Regions from separate parts of the Homo sapiens genome. Here region 2 is linked to region 1. A link is a contact called in ENCODE Hi-C or POLR2A ChIA-PET data. All regions are on one chromosome and are shown on one strand. Each heading gives the region's core, a stretch centred on a gene start or an enhancer-like site at or near the end of the contact. The rest is flanking DNA. Distances are from core to core; before and after follow the strand shown.

Region 1 (7,222 bases), core at 2,037-4,536:
GCCTGAGAGCACAGGGGGAGGGACAATGATCGGGATATAAACCCAGGCATTTGAGCTGGCAGTGGCAACCCCCTTTGGGTCCCCTCCCGTTGTATGGGAGCTCTGTTTTCACTCTATTAAATCTTGCAACAGCAAAAAAAAAAAAAAGAAAAGAAAAGAGTTTTAGACATATGACTTTAAGAGGATTAAGAAAATTGAATAAATGTTTATAAGTTTGATTTATTAAAGGGTTGAATAAAAGTTCAGAAAGGTTTTGCCTAGTAGTGTTGTTTGCCCTGTCAGGTATTTAAAATATGAATATTAAATGTCACATAGTTAAAAATATTAGGAAATTTGTCTTTTATTTCTAAAAAGCAGAAGTACAGCACAGTGTTTAAGAGCATGGACTCTGGAATAAGACTGTGTAGGTCAAAGATCCACAAACTATGGCCTGGTCCCTGTTTTTCCATAGTCTGCAAGCTAAGAAGTATTTGACGTTTTTTGGCTGGGCACGGTGGGTCACATCTGTAATCCCAGCACTTCAGGAGGCCAAGGGGGGTGGATCATCTGAAGTCAGGTGTTTGAGACCAGCCTGACCAACATGGTGAAACCCCATCTCTACTAAAAATACGAAAATTAGCTGGGCATGGTGGCATGTGCCTGTAGTCCCAGCTACTCGGGAGGCTGAGGCAGGAGAATCACTTGAACCTAGGAGGTAGAGGTTGTAGTGAGCCGAGATTGCGCCACTGCATGCCGGCCTGGGTGACAGAACAAGACTGTCTCAAAACAAATAAGTATTTGACATTTTTAAATAGTTGGAAAAACATCAAAAGAAGAAGAATATTTTGTAACATGAAAATTATATAAAATTCACATTTCAGTCCCCATAAAAAGCATTACTGGAATACAGCCATGCTCATTTGTTTAGGTGTGGCCTATGTCTGCTTTTGTGCTCCAACAGCAGGGTTGAGTCACTGTGACAGAGACTGCATGGACTACAAAGCCAAAAATATTGACCATTGAGCCCTTTACAGTTTGGTGACCGTGGTCTGGGTTCAAATCCCAGCTCTGCTATTTATTAGTATGACCTTGTGCAAGTCACTCAACTTCTCTGTGCCTCAGTTTCCTCTTTTGTAAAATGGGGGATAATAGTTATTATTAATAACTATTAGGAGGATTAAATAAATCAATAGTTGAAAAGTGCTTGAAACAATGCCTGGCACACAGTCAATGCAATGTGTGTCTAAACATCTATTGAACTTGAATTCGTCAAACATTAAAGAATAAGTAAAAATTATTTTTATTTTATAAAAATTACTACTTTTATGAATAGAACAAGAATTTAAAGTTGAACCTGGATTAACAAAATCTAGGGTTTCAAATCTAGAGCTTCAGTAAATTAAATATTAAACACCAAAGTCACTCTATTAGCCCTTTCCCAGCACCTCTGGCTGGGACTGTGGACCAAGTTCTGTGAATGATTCTATGGCCTAGGAGATCAAAGATCTCCATGGTTTATCAGTAAGTCTTCTCTAAGACTGGGAAGTAGGTGCCTAGAGTTATGCCTGGATTAAATTTTGACTTCCTAGCCATCTGATTTTGCACAAGTCTTATCTGTAAAGTGGGTCTACTAATATCTATTTAATAGGGGTATTAAGAAGATTAAAAACATTGAGATACATAAAGTGTTTTACACAACACCTGGATTTTAGTAAACATCAGTTATTATTATTAGCATTCTTCCAAGATCTGCACACAAAGTGAGTTACGGCTAATCAGTTGATAAACTCCTAGCAGAGCAGAAGGTTATGTGTGTTGTGATGTTTAAGTGGTACTGGGAAACTCTGGTTGCCTTGAGGTTCTGAAATTCTACTGTATCAGATGGGTTCCTTTAAACATTGCTCTCTCTAGGGGGTCCTCTTTTTAAAAGTATGCACCTTCTGGAGGGCATCTCTTCATCCTTGTGTGGTTTAGTTTATCAGGTATTTTCCTCACGATGGCAGCCTGAGAACAGGGGACGCCCAAGGGCTGGGATTTGTGTGCTCCGGAAGAAAACGGGGTGTAGAAGTGGGGCCTCTGAAAGAGGGCGAAAAGGCAAGGAAAAGGAGAAATGTTGCACAGTCTTATGGTCTGTCCCCTGCCATTCTGTTCCCCTGAGGTGTCAGAGCAGCTTCTCTGTCTTCCCAGGGATGAGTTTACACAGACATTCCCTGTGGCCCCCTGAGGCCTCCACCTCTGAAATCTGCAGAACAGCCAGGAAACAAGCCCGGCCCATGGCGCCACCTGCTGCCTGCCTGCCTCCGCTCATGCACCCTGGGCTGGGATGGTACTTCTGTTCGTCTGGCATTATTGCCCTTGGTCATTTACCGGCAGCCCTGGGCCCCTCCTTGCTCTTCTCCATGACACTAGGACTCCCTTGGTCTTGAAGCTGGGTGAGATTATCAGGGTTTGTTTCTCAATGACTTTGAGGTTTGACAGCAGAGCACACTCTTTGGCAGATGAGGGGGCTTGAGGCTTAGTCTTATTCCGTGATTAAAAGCATTTCTTGTATGTTTGTCCTTTCCCAGCCTGGAGTGATGGGAATAAGGCCACTATGTTGACTTAGCGGAAGGAAGGGCTGACTCACTGTTCACCTTCCCTGTACGTTACCAGCTCGAGGTCTCAGGATGCGTTGGACCCTATTTTGGTCTCCGGAATTTGTCATCATGCAGTGCTATTTTCCCCATTATGCAGAGGTGGAGAGGGATTAAGGCGGGGGCGGGCCCCTGTCTCCATGGAGACAGTGACGCTACCCCGCTAGGGGTTATTTGGAAGCGGGGCAGGCCTAGGAGGCTGAAGAAGGCTTCGGACTGGACTCCCCAGCCCCTGGTGTTAGGGCTTTTCTCTTTCTTGGGCTTGGGAACATTAGCCAGCCCCATTTTAGAGGGGAAAACTGAGGCTCAGAAAGGGCACTGAATCCCCTTAGGTCACAATGCGCCCAAGGGAAGAGGCAGGATCGACTGAGCCTAGGATCTCGCGTCTTCGGCTTTCCCCCAGAGCCTGGGAAGCCCTTCTTAGCTCCACTCTTCTTTGAGCTTTCCGTCAAACAAATCCTAGGGCCCGTGGCCTTTTCGAGCGCTCCTAAAGGCGACTCTCCAAGACCCGCTCTCTAAGGTGCTCTTCCCCTTTAAGACTCACGGCTCTTCCCGTCAGGCTGCGTCGCAGTCTTAAGGCCCCGCCTTTTCAGACAGCTTCCGCTGGGCCTGGGCCGCTGCGGGGCGGTCACGGCCCCTTTAAGCCTGAGCCCCGCCCCCTGGCTCCCCGCCCCCTCTTCTCCCCTCCCCCAAGCCAGCACCTGGTGCCCCGGCGGGTCGTGCGGCGCGGCGCTCCGCGGTGAGCGCCTGACCCCGAGGGGGCCCGGGGCCGCGTCCCTGGGCCCTCCCCACCCTTGCGGTGGCCTCGCGGGTCCCAGGGGCGGGGCTGGAGCGGCAGCAGGGCCGGGGAGATGGGCGGTGGGGAGCGCGGGAGGGACCGGGCCGAGCCGGGGGAAGGGCTCCGGTGACTTAAGGGGAGGGAATGCTCCTCTGCCGTGCTCACCGCGTGCTGGGGCTGCGCGGGGCTAGGTATGGTCGGGCTGTTTTCCCACTGTCCCTTCTTCGGGCAGTGTCGCCGTCCAGCCTGGTTGTTGAAGCGTCCCCGTGGTCCCCCGGGGTCCAGGCCCCTTTGTGGAGGCAGCTGCTGGCCCCCAGCCCATGGGACCGTAGTCGCGGAGGCCTCTGCAGAGGCGCAGGCTGGAAGCGGTGGCCTTTGAGGGGGGCGGCAGGAGAGAGTACCGACCTCCCTCGAACTCCTGGCAGAGGTGGGGGTCGCAGCAAAAGCACTGGGGTGGAGGGCGGCCAGTGTGGGGCAGACGCCTGTGTGCCTTCCTCAGATACGGGCAGAGTTGTGGATGTGAGAAGGGTCTGGCTTGGGTACCTCAGTTCCAAACCTCCTGTGTCCATCAGAGAGCTGGCGGTCACCATGGCAATGCGGGAGCTGGTGGAGGCCGAATGCGGGGGTGCCAACCCGCTCATGAAGCTCGCCGGGCACTTCACCCAGGACAAGGCCCTTCGGCAGGAGGGATTGAGGCCTGGCCCCTGGCCCCCCGGAGCCCCGGCCTCTGAGGCAGTGAGTGTTCTTGAGGTGGAAAGCCCAGGTGCAGCCTCTGAGGCAGTGAGTGTTCTTGAGGTGGAAAGCCCAGGTGCAGCCTCTGAGGCAGTGAGTGTTCTTGAGGTGGAAAGCCCAGGTGGTGGTGGTCTGAGGTGGAGGGGCTGTTTGCACATCTTGGTATAACTGCTTTCTCTATTGTGTTGCAAATCATAGTAGTTACCACTTACTGAGCGTTTATAAACACTAGAAAACCCTGTGCACCTTTAAATAAATGCAACCATTTTATAGATGAAGAAGCCGAGGCTCAGATGCCTATGGGCTTCATCAACCCCTGATTTTAGAGGAACTGCGTCATTGTACATCTCTGTCTTTCTCTCTTAGGCCTCCAAGCCTTTGGGAGTAGCTTCTGAAGATGAGGTAAATAGACCAGTCTCTTTTCTGTCCCATTTTTCTCTTGCCCACTGTGTTTTTACCTTTAAACTTAGTTCACCCGTATTTCAATTTTTGGGCTTTCCTGACCGAATGAGAATGCCTGCTTGTTTTTAAATGTATTTTTTCGTCCTTCTAAATCTATGGAAAGACAGTTTCTCTTTATGTGTCTCCAGTTTCTGTGTTTTCCTTTCCTTGTATCTAACATTGGGATCCCCCTCCAGTGGGTCCTGCCTCTTGCTGGGGCCTCCCAAGCCTATGGGTTCATTTCATCATTTCCCTTCTGGCAGTTGGTGGCTGAATTCCTGCAGGACCAGAATGCACCCCTTGTGTCCCGTGCCCCTCAGACCTTCAAGATGGATGACCTCCTGGCTGAGATGCAGCAGATTGAGCAGTCAAACTTCCGCCAGGCTCCCCAGAGAGGTGAGTCCAGAGTCTAGTGGGAGGGGAGATCGTTTTCCATGTAGCCAGGGCCAAGGAAGGGGGTTCCATTGGATGCTGCTGGCATTGGGGACCTGAGATGCAGAAGGAGACAAAAGTAACAGAGTGTTTTCACGTGGATTCAGGGTTCTTTAGGCATGATGGAATGGTATGTATGTATTCTTTCTTAGTTTTCTCTCTCTCTCTTTTAAGCCCCTGGTGTGGCAGACTTGGCCTTGTCTGAGAACTGGGCCCAGGAGTTTCTTGCAGCTGGAGATGCTGTGGATGTAACTCAGGATTATAATGAGACTGACTGGTCCCAAGAATTCATCTCTGAAGTTACAGGTGAAACTTGTTATGGGAAAATCTATATTGGCTTCTATGGGACAGAATTCTATACCCTTCCCCTGTTCACGTTATAGTGTGATTACGATTTTTCTGGTCTCATGACTCATTTCTAGAGGGGTAGGGTACTGAACTCAATTTCCCTTAGGTGATAACGGAATGTAATGTATATTAAAGAGAGGACTGGGTTTGTACTGGATAAGAGATTTTGGATAGAGAGAACGAAGAGTTTGGTTGGCCTTTTTACTTTATCACTGTGGTTTAGTGGAGAGGATCTACAGATTGGATGGATGGCAGTGTTGCCGAGGAAGAGAGTATTCACTACAGCACCTGGGATTCTGGCCTTAAGTTATTTGGAACAGAATTGGGGCCTTCAGAGTGTTATTGTGAAGTTCCAGTGCCTGAAGTGTATGGCTTTAGAAGGTAAAGACCATACCATGATGATGATAATAAAAATTAATAACAATAGTTACGTTCTAGGCCTTGTGTTACATGCTTTGAATGCATTATCTACTTACTCTCCATGAGAACCCTAGAGGTAGTTACTGTTTTTAGACCTAGTTTAAAGATAAGAAAATTGAGGCTTAGAGGTGAAGTGTGCCCAAGGTTACACAGCTTTGTCAGTGGTAGAGTTGGGATTTGATCCTGGATTTGAATGATTCCTGACCCTGTGGCCTTAACTGTGATGCTATACTGTCAGGCCTGCAATTTATCTTCTTTCTTGCTTTGCTACAGACTTAAAGGTTTCAGCCTAATTTTTCCTCTTTGAAAGCATCCATTGCTCCTGCATCTTTTATGATTGATTCTTCTTGCCCTAAGCCTATCTAATCAGGTACATGGTGGGAAGGGCAGTCTCTTCAGCTTTCCTCTTCCTGATTGCTCTCAAAAGTTAGCCTTTTTCCTGTTTAAGATATCAAGAATAACAAGAGATACACATAGAGAAAGTTACCAAGTTCCAGGATCTCGGGGAGTCACATCATCATGGTTCCTGAATTTTTCTGAGATGATTAAAGGGACTGAATTGGTTTCTACCCCCACCATTTTAATTTATGTTCTTTCTTCGTTTGCTACAGATTTCAAGGTCTCAAGTCTAATTTTCCTTGAGAGCATCCATTGCTCCTCGCATCCTTTAGGATTGATTCTTCTTACCCGAAGCCTATCTGATCAGGGACAAATGTGTGTGAAGGAGGCCCATGTTTAGGATGGGCTTCTCCGCACACAAGAGAAAAATCCCAAATCTAAAAACTAAAACTCACCTTTAATAAGATCTGTGGGTCTCTTTTATCACGTGTCTCTTTCCCACCCATAAGTTGGAGTTAAGGTAGAACAGTAGGTGCTCTTGGCTTTAAGAGTGCTAATCACTTTATCTTCTTAAGCTCATTAGAACTTCACAGTAACAGTAACACAAGGTGGATATCCCACCCCCATTTTATAGATGAGGAGACTGAGATTTGGAAAAGTTAAATACTTTGTGCAAAATCATTGAATAATAGAGATGATATTCAAACTCATGTCTGTGTGGCTCTTGAGATTCTTTTTTTTTTTTTTTTTTTGAGACAGGGTCTTGCTCTCACCCAGGGTGGAGTGCAGCGGTGCAATCTGTACGCACTGCAACCTCTGCCTCCTGGCTTCAAGGGATTCTCCCGTTTCAGCCTCCTGAGTAGCTGGGACTACAGGCGTGTGCCACCATGCCCGGCTAATTTTGGTATTTTTAGTAGAGACAGGGTTTCACCATGTTGGCCAGGCTGGTCTTGAACTCCTGACCTTAAGTAATCCACCACAGCCTCCCAAAGTGCTGGGATTACAAGCGTGAGCCACCGCACGCGCCCTCACGTTGAGATTCTTTGTGAAATTGCCGCAAGTTAAAATCTGAACCATAGCAAAGACCCTCTCCAAGACAGAAACTCAGTTTTTCACATAA
Region 2 (6,917 bases), core at 1,539-4,038, 5.2 Mb after region 1:
CGCAGGTCATAATATAGACCTTTTTATGCAGGTCTAACATATAGACCTGCAGACCTGTAAACTCAAAAAGGCTGTTCAATTGCTAGTTATTACATATACAATAACACAGTTTGCTGCTCATGTAGAAGGGATTTTAAAGGTGCTAAAAGACATCAATCTGAAATGTTTCCTAGCTATAAAGCTCTTCCAGCAGACTCCTTATGTTATATAAATGCTCATTTAATTTTCTTGCCACCAGACTGTAAGCTTCCTAAGTACAGGGATTGGGCCTTGTTGAATTTTTTATTTTTAACGTGTAGCAAGTGCCTAGAACATTTCAGGTTCCCAAGAAATGTTAAGCCAGTGAAGGAAGGAATTTTATCTTCATATGTTCTTTTACTGAATATAGCTTTATGGATATGGAATTTGTATACCATACAATTTACCCTGGTAAAGTGTACTCTACAGTGGTTTTTAATATATTCAGAGTTGTGCATTCATCATTACAATTTTAGAACATTTTCATCAACCCCAGAAAGAAACCCCATACCCAATAATAGTCTACATTTCCCTTCCACCCGTACCCCTCCTCGGCCTTAGGCAACACTAACATATTTCTCTCTCTGTAGTGCTTCTCCTGGACATTTCATATAAATGAAATCTACAATATGTGGTCTTTTGTGATACGCTTTGTTTTTTTTTTTTTTGAGACGGAGTCTTCGCTCTGTCGCCCAGGCTGGAGTGCAGTGGTGCGATCTCTGCTCACTGCAAGCTCCGCCTTCTGGGTTCAAGCGATTCTCCTGCCTCAGCCTCCTGAGTAGCTGGAAATACAGGCGCCCGCCACCACGCCCGGCTAATTTTTTTTGTATTTTTAGTAGAGACAGGATTTCAGTTTGTCAGCCAGGATGGTCTCAATCTCCTGACCCCGTGATCCGCCCGCCTCGGCCTCCCAAAGTGCTGGGATTACAGGCGTGAGCCACCGCACCCGGCCTGACAGGCCTTTTTCATATTGAATAATGTTGTCAAGGTTACTCTATGTTGTAGCATGTATCAGTATGATTTCATCCTTCCCTCATTTTGGCTGAATAAATATTCCATGATTACCACACTTTATTTATCCATTCATCAGTTGATGCGACAGACTATCCTTTTAAGAATGAAATGTTTATTCAAAAGGAAGCATAAAAAACACCATCACATCAGTATGGACTGGTGTATGGAACACAAGACAAATATACTTTTATGTGGAAAAGGGGAAACAAGAACCAGAATGAGTTATTCTCCATTCCTCACCCCTTTTACCTCCTCTCTCACCTTCCCCTCAAAGAGGAAATCTGGGAGGGGATGCAAGGACTCTCCAAAAGGGAATGGTCTCACTGCTTAGTGGGCCCTTCCCAGTCCCATCAGCCTGGTGTGGTTTATGTAAACCTCAAGACTAGTTAGACACAACTTTCTAGAAGCCTGCCCTGATCTCTCAGGCAGTTTTTAGTTCTATCTTCATATTCCCAGAGAACACTGTACTTAGATTCATTTGCATTTTTCTCATTGTATTGCAATGGTGAGCAGAGGAAAGAGCATCAGATAGTCCTAAATAGTTCGACCACTGACCACCTGCTGACCATGGAGGAGTCACCTACTTACAGGCTGCAGGGTTGTTGTGAAAATTAAATAAGGTAAAATAGGGGAAATTATTGTGATATAGTAGAGTGGAAGGGACTTAAAAATCATTTAGTCAACTTGACACTTCTTCTGAGACTTTTTTTTTTTTTTTTTTTTTTGAGACGGAGTCTCGCTCTGTCGCCCAGGCTGGAGTGCAGTGGCGCGATCTCGGCTCACTGCAAGCTCTGCCTCCCGGGTTCACACCATTCTCCTGTCTCAGCCTCCCGAGTAGCTGGGACTACAGGCGCCCACCATCATGCCCGGCTAATTTTTTGTATTTTTTAGTAGAGACGGGGTTTCACCATGTTAGCCAGGATGGTCTTGATCTCCTGACATCGTGATCTACTCGCCTCAGCCTCCCAAAGTGCTGGGATTACAGGCGTGAGCCACCCCGCCTGGCCAGAGACTACATTTTATACATATAAAATCTCAAGGCATTTACTTGAAATTTCTTGACGCAGACAATGTAATATAAAATGAGTTGCAAAGTTCGGAGAACGCTAGAGCCAGCTAACTCCTTGATGGCATTGCATTGCTAGGTCTACTTTCTTGCCCTAGCAAAAATGGCAGTTTCCTTTCTGGATTACTCCCTCCTCACCTTCTGTTAGTTTCAGAGTGACTTGTTGATAACTGCCAAGGTCCCCAGAAAGCGCCTAGCCAAAAAGGTTCTTCACTTCTCTTTAAAGATGTGCACTCCCTAATACATGAAACAGCATTTTCTATTTCTTAATTTTTCTCTCATTTCCAGCTGCTGCTTTCACCGTCTTCTGGTATTTTTTTGTTTGGTCGTCCACTGCTAAACTCCCAGCTCTTCAGAATTCAAAATGAGCTTTGCATCCAAGCTGTTGTGGGTTCGAATCCTGGGTCTATCTAGCGTTTCTTTCTCCATCTGTAAAACAGGGTTAAAAATACCTATTTTGTAAAGTTGTTCTCACATGTGGGTATTGAAGAGCTTAATAGTGTGGGTGGTGTTTTAAAGGTGACGCATCCTTACAACAGGAAAGGGCTTACCCTCTTCCGCAGTTCTGGCTTCGAGGAGGTCAAGCCCTTTAAGGTGGCATCGCCCTAAGTCGCAGGAGCGGGTCTCTCCGCCCCTCCCTCGGGCCGGGGGGCGGGGCCTCCTAATCCGGAACTGAAGGTCTTGCGTAGCCGGCACCGCCCATCTGCGTCCCGGAAGGAGCGAGCTTGCGGAGCGTGAACCAGTGAGTGAAAGCGGCGCCGCCCGCCGGCCGCAGGTGCGGCAAAGCCAGTGTCATCTGCCGGTTCTCTTAGGGCTCCCGGAAAGAAGGAGGGCTAGCCGCGTGCGTTCGCGCCGCGCCTCCTTGCGTTTCTGTTCCCCAAATAGGGCCTCTCCTTCTCCCGCCGCCCAGGCCCCTGCGTGGGCTGGACGCGTCAGCCCCACACATTAGCCTCGCTGCGGCGCCCAGACTCTGCTTTGCCTCCCCGTCCCGGTCCCTGGCCCCTGCCCTGTCGCCCGCCGCCGGAGCGGTGACCGCCCGGCCCGCCGTTCTTCTGCTGCCACCGCTGTCGGCACCATGGGCAGTGAGCAGAGCTCCGAGGCCGAGAGCCGACCCAACGATCTGAACTCCTCAGGTCGGTGTCCTAACCTCCCACCCTCCTCCAGCCCGCCCTGTCCCCTTGCAGAGCGGGCTGCCTCCCAGACTAGGGTCAGGGACTGCGGACGGGAACGCACAGAAAAAGCCTTCACCGTGCTAGTAGGAAAAAAAAAAAGTCACCATCTGTCCTGGCCTCGATTCCCCTGATGGAAGTGCGTGTGACTGCAAGCTAAGCCAGCGTGGGCGCCAGTGCCCTTATTTATTTTCAAAACAGCCGTTTCTCCCAGCTACAGCCTCCTGTTTAAAAGACGAGCTAATTAATTTTTGGCTCTAGTGCTCATGGCTGATGTAGTGAGATTTGGCTCACACAGTGGATGGATTATAGGACCTCTAAGAACAGTCTGTTTCTTAAAAACGGGTGTTAGAGGTTCCTTTTCTGAAGGGATATGTGATAGGTGTCCACTTGCTTTGAACCCTTTAGTGCAAAGGTCTCCAGAAACAGCTTTTTCTTCTCAGAAGGTGTCTTGGTCCGTTTTCTAATCTTGTAGAGGTTGGCCAGACAGCAGGCACTGGTGTTTTCCATTGTTGTTCTCTGTCCATGATTTTTAGACTTCTCTAAGCGTTTGAGACAAGAATGGGAGGATTATTGTGTTTGCAATACAGTGAGTGTTCAATAAATAGATAAAGCAGCTGATGTTTAATTGAGGACCATTTGCTGCTTTTTTTGTTACCCACACGCTAGGACAGCTGGGAGTGCTTTGGTTAAGCTCCGGGGTTGCTAACGCAAATTGGTTAAATCTGGGGCCTAAAAAGAGTCGCCGATTTTAGAAGTTCTCTGTTCTTGATAGGAGCTGTAATTCAGAAATAGGCAAGCTAATAGATCTAAGGGTGTTTCACTTTAAGGTGTGACTTTCAAGACTAGTTCAGACCTACATTCTGGGGACTGGATTGGGGCAGCTTTGAATGGTGAGCAGCATCTACTAGCTTTGCTACGTTTTTCTATTTCCTTGGAAGGGCCAGAGTGTCATATCTGTTATAAGAAATATAATAATTGCCACCTTTGACATTCTTGCCTCTATGGCAGGGCAGAAACATATTTTAGGGGGAAGCGGTGTGGCATCTTTTTAATTTGTTTTCTTGCCCATGAACCAACAGCATTCGAGCATTTCCGATGTTAGAATTTGCCTATTCCCCTGTGCCCGGTACTTTACATACATTTACATATAATTTTTGCAGTAATCCCATTTTACAGATAAAGTAGTAGAGGTTAGCTAGAGTGTTTTGAAGTCCCCTTTCCTCTGGTATCTGGGGAAGGAGGAATCACAATTTATAGCAGGAAAGATTTCTGGCATGGCTTTTGTAAAATGTTAGGTAAATTACCAAAACAGGTAAATAAATATTTCTTGAAAAGAAATAAAAGCAGCAGAGATTTTTCTAGAAGAGTGAATGCCAAGCCTCCGGAGACGAGCTTCTAGGAGGCAGAACAGTTCTATGGCATCCCTGGATTAACCTTTGAGATATGACTATAATGAGCCTGGGAATATTACCTTCTAGAGCATAAAACACTTTAAAGATTCATTCTTGTCCCAGTCTGGAAGATATTTGGGGGAGAGGATGATTTCTTGGTCTAGGGAGTCCTTTATAATTTGAATCACTTCCCTCCAAATGGATTACTTTCTCCCAAGGAACCTGAATTGATCTCCCTCTTTGTCCTCCAAATTTCTGATTTTTGCCTCAGCCTAGAATGGACTTACTGGCTATTTTTGCCCTGGACTAATGCTATAATTTTAAGAGTGAGGGGGCTGTAGTCCTAGCTACTCAGGCCCAGGTGGGAGGATTGCTGGAGCCCAGGAGTTTAAATCCAGCCTGGGCGATGTAGTGAGACTTGACTCTTTTTTTTTTTTTTTTTTTGAGACAGTCTCACTGTCACCTAGGCTGGAGTGCTGTGGCATGATCTTGGCTCACTGCAACCTCCGCCTCCCGGATTCAAGCAATTTTCCTGCCTCAGCCTCCCAAGTAGCTGGGATTACAGGGACATGCCACCACGCCTGGATAATTTTTGTATTTTTAGTAGAGATAGGGTTTCACCATGTTGGCCAGGCTGATCTCGAACTCCTGACCTCAAGTGATCCACCTGGCTTGGCCTCCCAAAGTGCTGGGATTACAGGCGTGAGCCACCGTGCCCAGCCGCCTTGACTTAAAAAAAAAAAAAAAAGAGTGAGGAGGCTGAAGCCTCGGGAATAGGCCAGTCATTCGGGGGTTGAGAACAGGTTTTTTTCCTGGACTTACTAAACATAGCTGGCTTGATGTGGTAGGGTGGATAGACAGCTTTGCAACTCCAGTGTCGCAGAGATGGGCCTTGTGTACCAATAACTTGTAGATGTCTAATTCCTTTCCTAACTGTCTAGCACTGCTGACTTTGGGCAAGTCACAGTTAAATTTTGTACCCTTTATTTCTCATTTTAGAAATAGGGAGATATATATATATATCTCAAGATAGCAGGAGAATTAAAGAGAAAGTAAAAACAATCTGCCTATACTTTTGTGTGCTGAAAAAGAAAATATTTAGTTATGAAAGAAGTTCATTCATGTTATATAATCCTGTAATGGGCTGGGCGTGATGGCTCACACCCGTAATTCTAGCACTTTGGGAGGCCGAGGTGGGTGGATCACGAGGTCAGGAGTTCGAGACCAGCCTGGCCAATATGGTGAAACCCCATCTCTACTAAAAATACAAAAATTAGCCAGATGTGGTGGTGCATGCCTGTTGTCCTAGCTACTCAGGAAGCTGAGGCAAGAGAATTACTTGAACCCAGGAGGCGGAGGTTGCAGTGAGCCGAGATTGCACCACTGTACTCCAACCTGGCGACAGAGCGAGGCTCTGCCTCAAAATAAAATAAAATCCTGTAATGTCTGAGGGTTTTTGTTGTTGTTGTTGTTTTGTTTTTTGAGACTCTTGCTGTCTTACCCATGCAGTGGTGTGATCATGGCTCACTGTGGTCTTGACCTCCTGGGCTCAAGTGATCCTCCCATCTCAGCTTCCTGAGTAGCTGGGACTACAGTGTGCACCACCACATCTGACTAATTAAAAGAAATTTTTTTTTTTTTTTTTTTTTTTTTTAGAGATAGGGTCTCACTATGTTGCCCAGGTTGGTCTTGAACTCCTGGACTCTGGTGATCCTCCCACTCAGCCTTTCAAAGTGCTGAGATTACAGGCATGAGCCACCACACCCAGCCTGAGGTGGCGTTTTTGTTTGTTTGTTTTTGAGACAGAGTCTCACTCTGTTGCCCAGGCTCAAGTGCAGTGGCACGATCTTGGCACACCGCAACCTCCGCCTCTCGGGCTCAAGTGATTCTCCTGCCTCAGCCTCCTGAGTAGCTGGGATTACAGGCACCCGCCACCATGCCCCGCTAATTTTTGTGTTTTTAGTAGAGACAGGGTTTCGCCATGTTGGCCAGGCTGGTCTTGAACTGCTGACCTCAGGTGATCTGCCCACCTCGGCTTCCCAAAGTGCTAAGATTACATGCATGAGCCACCGTGCCTGGCTCCAGCCTGAGCTTTTAAAAATACTATAGAAAACAGTTTCTATAATTCATCCCTGCCACCCCAACCCCAACTGCAAGATAGCTACATTTTATAAAATTATTCTTTTTAATCACTACACCAAAAACTGCTTTGGTGAGGCAGAGATGCCTAATATGCATCTCCTAAGCAGTGTAACT

The links. Hi-C counts contacts between places; a loop is a spot of excess contacts on that map. ChIA-PET counts read pairs that join two places held with the same protein, here RNA polymerase II (POLR2A). Pooled maps may share reads with other maps.
Region 2: a pooled map shows a loop between it and region 1 (16-fold over the local background). The contact joins the promoter of LOH12CR2 here to the promoter of PEX5 in region 1. A Hi-C loop is called at or near these places in 4 of 50 pooled maps. POLR2A ChIA-PET finds 5 or more read pairs at or near these places in 2 of 52 experiments (OCI-LY7 and activated naive CD8-positive, alpha-beta T cell).

The regions. Positions count from the first base shown.
Region 1 is chr12:7,186,400-7,193,621 of GRCh38, forward strand. PEX5 (peroxisomal biogenesis factor 5) reads left to right here and starts at 3,287. Exons shown (of 16, transcript NM_001351132.2): 1 at 3,287-3,351; 2 at 3,963-4,125; 3 at 4,489-4,524; 4 at 4,827-4,959; 5 at 5,170-5,301. The coding sequence starts at 3,979. RefSeq lists enhancers at 1,772-2,273, 2,274-2,773, 3,084-3,143, 3,144-3,860, 3,854-4,003 and 2 more and silencers at 2,184-2,233, 3,254-3,663.
Region 2 is chr12:12,354,279-12,361,195 of GRCh38, forward strand. LOH12CR2 (loss of heterozygosity on chromosome 12, region 2) reads right to left here and starts at 2,789. Exons shown (of 2, transcript NR_024061.1): 1 at 2,650-2,789; 2 at 1,130-2,527. It overlaps BORCS5 (BLOC-1 related complex subunit 5), which reads left to right and starts at 2,800. Exons shown (of 4, transcript NM_058169.6): 1 at 2,800-3,231. The coding sequence starts at 3,174. RefSeq lists enhancers at 2,585-3,263, 4,150-4,229 and a silencer at 3,130-3,209.